2 separate regions of the Homo sapiens genome follow, and region 1 is linked to region 2. Evidence: chromatin contacts called from ENCODE Hi-C or POLR2A ChIA-PET data. All regions are on one chromosome and are shown on one strand. The core of a region is the stretch at or near the end of the contact, and the rest is flanking DNA. Distances in the headings are between cores, read along the strand shown.

What was found. Hi-C counts contacts between places; a loop is a spot of excess contacts on that map. ChIA-PET counts read pairs that join two places held with the same protein, here RNA polymerase II (POLR2A). Pooled maps may share reads with other maps.
Region 1: a loop to region 2 is called in a pooled map, with 5 times the contacts of the local background. The contact joins the enhancer-like site here to the promoter of PIGA in region 2. A Hi-C loop is called at or near these places in 1 of 50 pooled maps. POLR2A ChIA-PET finds 5 or more read pairs at or near these places in 2 of 52 experiments (A549 and activated CD4-positive, alpha-beta T cell).

What each region holds. Positions count from the first base shown.
Region 1 is chrX:13,896,189-13,900,303 of GRCh38, reverse strand. It overlaps a transcript of GPM6B not described here. Among named protein-coding and RNA genes, the nearest start is that of GPM6B, 81 kb to the right of the region's middle. Within about 2 kb of position 1,528, at least 3 of the 41 ENCODE cell types and tissues checked have a DNase peak (open chromatin) inside an H3K27ac peak, as active enhancers do.
Region 2 is chrX:15,333,468-15,337,306 of GRCh38, reverse strand. PIGA (phosphatidylinositol glycan anchor biosynthesis class A) reads left to right here and starts at 1,784. Exons shown (of 6, transcript NM_002641.4): 1 at 1,784-1,806. RefSeq lists enhancers at 1,853-1,932, 1,983-2,032.

The sequences.
Region 1 (4,115 bases), core at 279-2,778, 1.4 Mb after region 2:
CTTAACTATTTAATGTGTGTAAAATGGTGCTACTATTTTTATTAGGTTGCAATCTTTTTGTAAATGTCACTGATTAAATTTTTGAGTGTTGCTTTCCTAACCCCATTTTTCCCATAAGCCCTGTGTTTTTTATTGTGCATTTTGCAAAGAGTGATGATTTTTAGGACCACCTATGAGGCATTACCGAACAAGTGACTGTGTGAAGCTTTTGGACTAAACCTTCCATCTAACTTCACTCTATTAAATGAGTTATTTTCAGGATAAGACAGTCTCATCTATTTACAAATACTTTATCATATAATGAAGTTCTACTTATGATTTATTCAGAATCCACACAAGAAGGCGTAGATTTGCTCAAGGAACAAAATTAATGACATTTTAAAATCTTACAACTGGAGAGGATGATTAATGGGAAAAGAGCTAACATTTCATGAAAACTAGCTTTATGCCAGGTCCTGTTGGATGCCTTCCAATAATGACTGCATTTCATTCTCATGTCAACCTGTTCGGGTGGTAGGGAATTTTGGCATGGAGAGAGTGAAAGTTGCTCAATGTCCGTACAGCTCCTAAGTGACTGGGCTGCGAGTCACCACTGAGGAGCAGCCCATCTGGAGGTATGATCACAGCAACATGGGCTCCAGACTGTTCTTGGTCCTTGTTGTTCATCGTCTTTCCCATTCCATACTTGCGTGTTTCTGTCTTCTGACACAAATAGACTACTAGTGGGTTCCTGTGGGTTGCTGCTGACAATCCATCCATTTACCCAGGCTACATTTTTGTATCCATTTTTTTCAACCTTTTAATTTTTTATCACCCCACAACCTGGGAGACTTTTTAAGCATTTTTTTTCCTAATTGCCTCCCTATGCAATCTTTTTTTTTTTTTTTTTTTTTTTTTTGAGACAGAGTCTCGCTCTGTCATCCAGGCTGGAGTGGCACCATCTCGGCTCACTGCAACCTCTACCTCTTGGGTTCAAGTGATTCTCCTGTCTCAGCCTCCTGAGTAGCTGGGATTACAGGCGCCCACCACCACGCATGGCTAATTTTTGTATTTTTAGTAGAGATGGGGTTTCACCATGTTGGTCAGGCTGGTCTTGAACTCCTGAGCTCAAGTGATCTGCCCACCTCAGCCTCCCAAAGAGCTGGGATTACAGGCATGAGCCACCATGCCCAGCCCCTATGCAGTCTTAACACCCCAGATACACTGCATATCTGTCTATGTGCTGTGTGTATATTTGTGCTTTATATGCATTAAAGAGTAAAGTTGTTTTTGCCCCTCAAGAAGTCATTTTCATCCTATTGGGGTGATCTTGCCTGTGTTGAAAAGGCATGTTCTGTATCTTCAGTTATTTTTAATATGTAGATCCGCTTTTAAAATTAGTATCATGCTACCTTAGAAGCATATACCTGAGTTTGTGAAGACAAGCCCCCTTGTCTGGGCTGTGATTCCTAGTATCTTATGATGAGCCCGACAGGATGACACAGCCAGGTGACTCACATAGAGCTAAGCTCTGTGAGAAAGCGAGGCCTCAGAGGTAGCACATGATTTCCCTTCTTCCAGTTTCTCTATATAAAGAAATAAAGAGCACACATCAAACCAAACATAAATGGAAAGAAATCAATGGTTGAATGACACATGATTCTGGCTTGTCAGCCCTAGTTGGCACCTTTCGCTCCAAATCATCATCTTTCTAAGATACTAAATTATAGATTCCAACCAAGGTGATTAGTGCTGCTCACACTTTAATGTGCATTGGCATCACCCATGAATCTTGTTAAATTGCAGATTCTCATTCAAGTAGGCCTGGGATTCTGCATTTCTGACAAACTCCCAGGTAATACAGCCACTGCTTGGTCCCAGAACCATACTTTGAGCAGCAGTAGCCTAAGAATACACAGAGGCAATTAAAACTAGCTCTCAAACTATTTTAAGAATTTCAGAAAGCCGAAAGCAGTGGTTCTCACTCAGAAGCGATTTGTTCCCCAGGGGCCATTTGGCAATGTCTTGCAGACATTTTTGGTCGTTATAACTAGAGGATGCTACTGACATCTAGTGGGTGGAGGCCAGGGATGCTGCTAAATAGTCTACAATTCACAGGACAGCCCCCATCAGAAAGAATTATCTGGCCCAGAATATCCATTGTGCTGAGGTTGGAAACCCTTGCCTAAAGGAAATCACACACTTACTCCCAGTAAAGCAGCATGGACAAATACAGATACCCTCTCTCCTTGGCAAGAGTGATATTCAATTCAATGTGATAGCCCCAAATAGTTTGTAGTGGTCAAGCTCTGCAGTTGACATTAATAGATTACTCTAACTGATATGGGGAAGTAAGTTAATTGTAATATAAAGAAATGCAGTTAAGCAGATTAAAAGGAAAACACTTTTGGAGTCATGAGCTGTCAGAGGAGATTTACATGTAGCAAAGGAGACCCTGCTGGTTGAAGGATGGGAATGCCTGTCCCTTATTGGGCAGGAATTGGGTGGGCTGACCAGGCTGTGTACGCCTGGCTGGCACTGTTTATTGGAGTGGTGTTCGAGCGAGCCCATCTGGACATTTTTGGAACAAACTTGGGACATTCCTTTGGCCTTCTGAATATGACTTGCAGCTGGGTAGGGAAGTAGTGCAATATTATCCACAGATTGAAGATTCTTTCAAACAACAGAAATAATCAAGAATTCACTGTGGAGGATTTTCCCCTCCAGAGAGTAACAGATAGATTGATGCGTAGATCTAGGTATGCTTATTAACAAACCATTCCTGTTTCATGGGATGTACATGTGGCAGCATCTGGATTATTTAATGTGTTAATATAGTCAGTTTGTATATGAATAATTTAAAACAGTAGCAAGAGATAAAAGTAGCTCATCTGAAGAAGGGTTGTTTGAGAGCTTTTTTTCTGTCAAGTATAATTTTACTCTCAGGTTAAATGAAATTTATTAAGATGCAATTTGCTCCTGGGAGGTATTTGTGAGTTTAACCACAGTCTGTCTTGGAAGATATTATGACAGTAAGTAAATGTCACCTGGATAATACTGATCCATTCACAGAAGGGAGAAAAAGTGTGTTGGGTCAATTAAGGTGGTTTAAAAATGTGTTGACTCTGAAGAAGAAAAGTATCTAAAGTACACAACTCTAACAAATCTCAAGGCCAGTGGGACTTTACAGACTGAGCCCAATTGTGTTGAGTCTGTGTATTGTATATACTTAACACAAGCAAACACAGACTTTTTCTACAAATGAAAACATGTCTGCTGAGCAGTTGACTCAGTCATCTGGAATAAATGTTCTTTATTTGTGTTTCCATGGGTAAAATCAAGTTAATGAACTGAACCATCACAATTTCTCTTATTTAATTTTTAAAACTCTAGATTACCCTGTCTTCTATCTCTATGTAATTCCTGTGTTAGAGCAAACATAGGAAATTGTCAATATGGCAGAGTGCGGTGGCTCATGCCTGTAATCCCAGCACTTTGGGAGGCCGAGGCAGGTGGATCACCTGAGGTCAGGAGTTCGAGACCAGCCTGGCTAGCATGGTGAAACCCCGTCTCTACTAAAAATACAAAAATTAGCTGGGTGTGGTGGCACACACCTGTAGTCTCAGCTACTTGGGAGGCTGAGGCAGGAAAATCACTTGAACCTGGGAGGCAGAGGATGCAGTGAGCCGAGATCACACCACTGTGCACTCCAGCCTGGGCGACAGAGCAAGACTCTGTCTCAATTTGAAAAAAAAGAGAGAAATTGTCAATATGGGGCCATGTTTTACCTACAAAACTAGCAATTTCATGTTGTTCTGTCTAATATTACTTAGGAACATTTTAATTCTTGCATTAAAAAGTAGCTTTTATAAGCATGAGGGTTAATATCTAGGCATAATGTGTTTTCTGAACAGCTGGCTCTGTTTTTCGTCTCTGTGCAGGATATGATTTCACACCAGTAACCCTTCAACTTGGGGTGACACCTTTCATAGGAGTCATGGTAGTTCTTTCTGTTATTTTTCTAGCCATATGGAGGTCTCATTTCTCTTAATTCTTAAAATGATGGACTACCTGTCTTCTAGCTGTATATTATTTACTTTTTTGTTCATAAGCACCATACTTAAGATTTTTTTCTT
Region 2 (3,839 bases), core at 535-3,034:
TTGACTATTGATAACATGTACAGGAAAAGCTAGAAAAAATAAAAAGCTGTTGAAACACAGGGACTATGCTTAATATTTCTTGTATTCCCCACAAGGCCTTTTACAGAGCAGACATCCAGTAAATGTTTGATGATAAAAATAAGAAATATTTGTTATATTTTGAAAAAAGATTCATGGTGGAATTTCAAACGTGTACTGTGATCAGAACTATGGCAGGGGCAAACCAGGGGCTCAATAAGTGAGGCTTAACCCTCATTTATACCTTCCAGGATTTCTACCCCCACTCTTTGTCTTAAAACCTATTACAAAAATGGAAAGGAGGCCAAATGCTGTACCTATCTGGTAATGTCGCTGTTATCTGTGAAACCAACTACAAATTATAAAGCTTAATTAAGTGTCCTTGAGTCTTCATCACTGTAATTCTCCGATGCTTCATCAATATTAACACAGGGCAAAGTATCGATTGCTACTCTAGTCTTACTCATCAACTCATTAATTCGCTTCAAATCTCACAACTAAAATGCTCTTTCAATGATGTTATTGCACTGTAATTTGTATAAGGTACACTCCACGAAATACTGTCAATACATTTTATTGTGAGCATCTAATATGTGTCAGGGAGTGTGCTGACATTGGGTAAAGAAATTCATGTATTAAACTAAAACTTCCTCAACATCCATTACCAAGAACAGATCCTGCCTCAGTTTACTATCTGGCAGGGAAGGCAGACATTTAACAAGCAAATACAATTTCCGTTTTCAGAAAGAAGTCCATGTGAGATCTCAAGAGACAAGTAATCAAGGATCAGGGTGAGGAGGGAGAATGCAATCAGGCAAACAACTTGAATATCATCTGATAAATGTTATACTTTGGCCAGCATGTGGCCAAAGTACTATTAAAATTAAAAAGTGAGAGTATTTCATTCTCTGGAGGCTTGGGGAAAGCATCAGAAAGGAGCAGACATTTTCAGGGATGAATAGGCTTACACTAGGCTTAATAAAATGGGTGCCAGTAACGGTGGCTGTGATGGTACTCAGAAAGGAATTTCTTCTCGAAAACGCACGTATGGCAGGGATGGGGGATTCCAAGTACCAGCTGTGACGCATGGATGACCGTCATACCACTCTCACTGATTCTTTAGCTTCCTAGTCAAGCACCATCGTAACTAGTTGAACCAGTCGAGTGGGAGTTGATATTTCAGATCAGACCTCGTATGTTTCCCTCAGAGTGTAGAATTGCCATATAAATAACAGGATGTCTAGTTAAATTTACATGTCCGATAAAAAACGAATGTGTAGTGAAGTCCCCAATATTTGGTACATGCTTGTATTAAACATCATTTGTGCTTTATCTGAAATTAAAACTTCATAGTTTCATCTGTTTTGACTTTTTGTGTATTTTTATTTATTTATCTGGCAAACGTCCCAGAGCGGTAAGAACCGGCACGGTTTTGCCGTGGCACAGCTGATTACAAACAAAAAGTCTCTCCAATCAGAAGCAAGCGCGCAGAGAACTGGCGTCCGGAATAGAGACGCTGTAACCAGGAAACCAGGGTGAGCACCCACCCTACCGTCGGCCGCTTCTAGGAGACGGGCGCAGGCGCGCGCTGACGTTACATCTCGCGCTTAAGGGTGGGGACGACAGAGCGTCTCTCTCGGACGTGACCTCAGCGCCTCTTTGTGATTGGCTGCCTCGGGGGCGCGGCCCTTGGGCGCGGACGCCCTAGATTGGTGCTGCGGAACAGCAGGGAGGGACTCCGGCTGCAGCCGCGGGAGGTCCGGACACTGGCGGCCATGGAACTCACCGGTGAGTGCGCGTCGCGCCGCCCCTCTCCAGCGCTCTGGGCCGCTTTCGGATGGGGCTGTTCTGCGCGCGTGGGATCGTGGCGGGTGGTGGAGGGGGTGAAACCGACCCGGTTCGAAGCCCGGAAGTTGGGTCGGAGGGTCTCCAGAGTAGGTTGGGGCTGAGGGTGCGTTTAGGGCGGACGCGCTGGGTTCCTTGGCTCAGGCGGGTGGGTCGAGGGACTGGGGTCTCCGGAACCCCGGGCCTGAGACCAACGTCCACTCTTTGGTTGTTTTCTTTCTCTCTTTGGGCCTGGCCATCCCCGCCATGAACCCAGCGGGGTCGCTGTCTGAGCAGGGGTATCCCCTCCTTGGCCCGAGCGTTTCCCCAGCGACCTCTCAGGGAATCAGGGAATGAAGCTCAGACAGTGCCCAGGAATTGTCGGTGGAAGTACCATTCTCTTGACCCACAACTCCTGCCAGGTCTCCCTAAGGTTCTTCAGGAACCTCTACTGCTAATGATTGCCCAGGGCTCGTTGGTCGTGGTCGAGAATTTTACGGTAATGTCTTTGCCACTTTAAGTGGCTGGGTGGGAACCTTGGACAAATCACTCAACTTGTCTGGGTTCTCATTTGTAAAACGAGAGAGGTATTCACTAGAGCTCCAAGCCTCATTTCGGCTTTAAGAGCTAAGATTCTGCGATTGTGCAGCATAATGAACTTTTATGTCAAAGATGTTTGGACTGAAAACCTGGCGGAAGTGGGCAGACTCCTCACAGAACGTTGCAGGCTAATGACAACATTTTAAATGATATCATTTGGTTCATTACTCACTGTTTTTGCTATCGTTCATCTTTTAAAACTGGTAGAACTGGAAGTTCGGGTTTAGGTGACCACAGTAAGAAAATGTTAGTTAAGCCACCTAAAAGTACAAACTTGGGGAATTTCAATATTTGGTAATATTGAATCTTAATTAGTAAACTCAGTCAACAAACACTTCTGGGGTCTTTCCGAGAGTATATTTAAAATGTAGATGAGGCCGGGCACGGTGGCTCACACCTGTAATCCCAGCACTTTGGGAGGCCGAGGCTGGTGGATCACCTGAGGTCAGGGGTTCGAGACCAGCCTGGCCAACATGATGAAACCCCGTCTCTACTAAAAATACAAAAATTAGCTGGGCTTGTGGTGTGCGCCTGTAATTCCAGCTATTCAGGAGGCTGAAGTGGGAGAATCGCTTGAACTCGGGAGGCAGAGGCTGCAGTGAGACGAGATCGCTCCACTGCACACTAGCCTGGGCAACAGAGTGAGACTCCGTCTCAAAAAAAAAAAAAAAAAAAAAAAGTAGATGAATTTGTTGGAGAGACTAGACAGTTAAGCCTTTGCACATACAGTTAATTGGCATTTTCTGAGTTTGCAGGTGAAACCGGAAACTCAGAGCTTTAGGATGGCTTCTCATTGTATAGTTGTTTGTTTTCTGGAGCCTTGGAAATCTCATTTGTAAAGCTGAGGAAGATTTTGACTAGATATCCAAGATTCTTTTTAGCTTTAAGTGTCTAAGAATGTACAGTAGTACTAAATATTGAGTGGGCATTTCACATTAATAAAGCTTTAGGGGACCCCTGAGATAAACATTTCGCACTTTAAATTGAGAAAATGGTCCCAGATACAGCCCATCTCTAGTTTAGCCTTTATCTTTAGACACCGCACTGAAGGGAGGGACACTCATTGAGTTTGAAAGGCCTGCATAACTGATAGAAAAGTTTAAAAAGTGAAGGGAGCAGTTACATAATCACCCTCTTTGGTTTTTGTGTTTCTGTTTTTTGTTTTTGTTTTGTTTTGTTTTTTTGAGATGGAGTCTCGCTGTGTCACCCTGGCTGGAGTGCAGCGGCGCGATCTCGGCTCACTGCAACTTCGGACTCCCGGGTTCAAGCGGTTCTCCTGCCTCAGCCTCCCGAGTAGCTAGGACCACAGGCAGGCACCACCACGCCCAGCTAATTTTTGTATTTTTAATAGAGATGAGGTTTCTTCATGTTGGCCAGGCTGGTCTTGAACTCCTGAC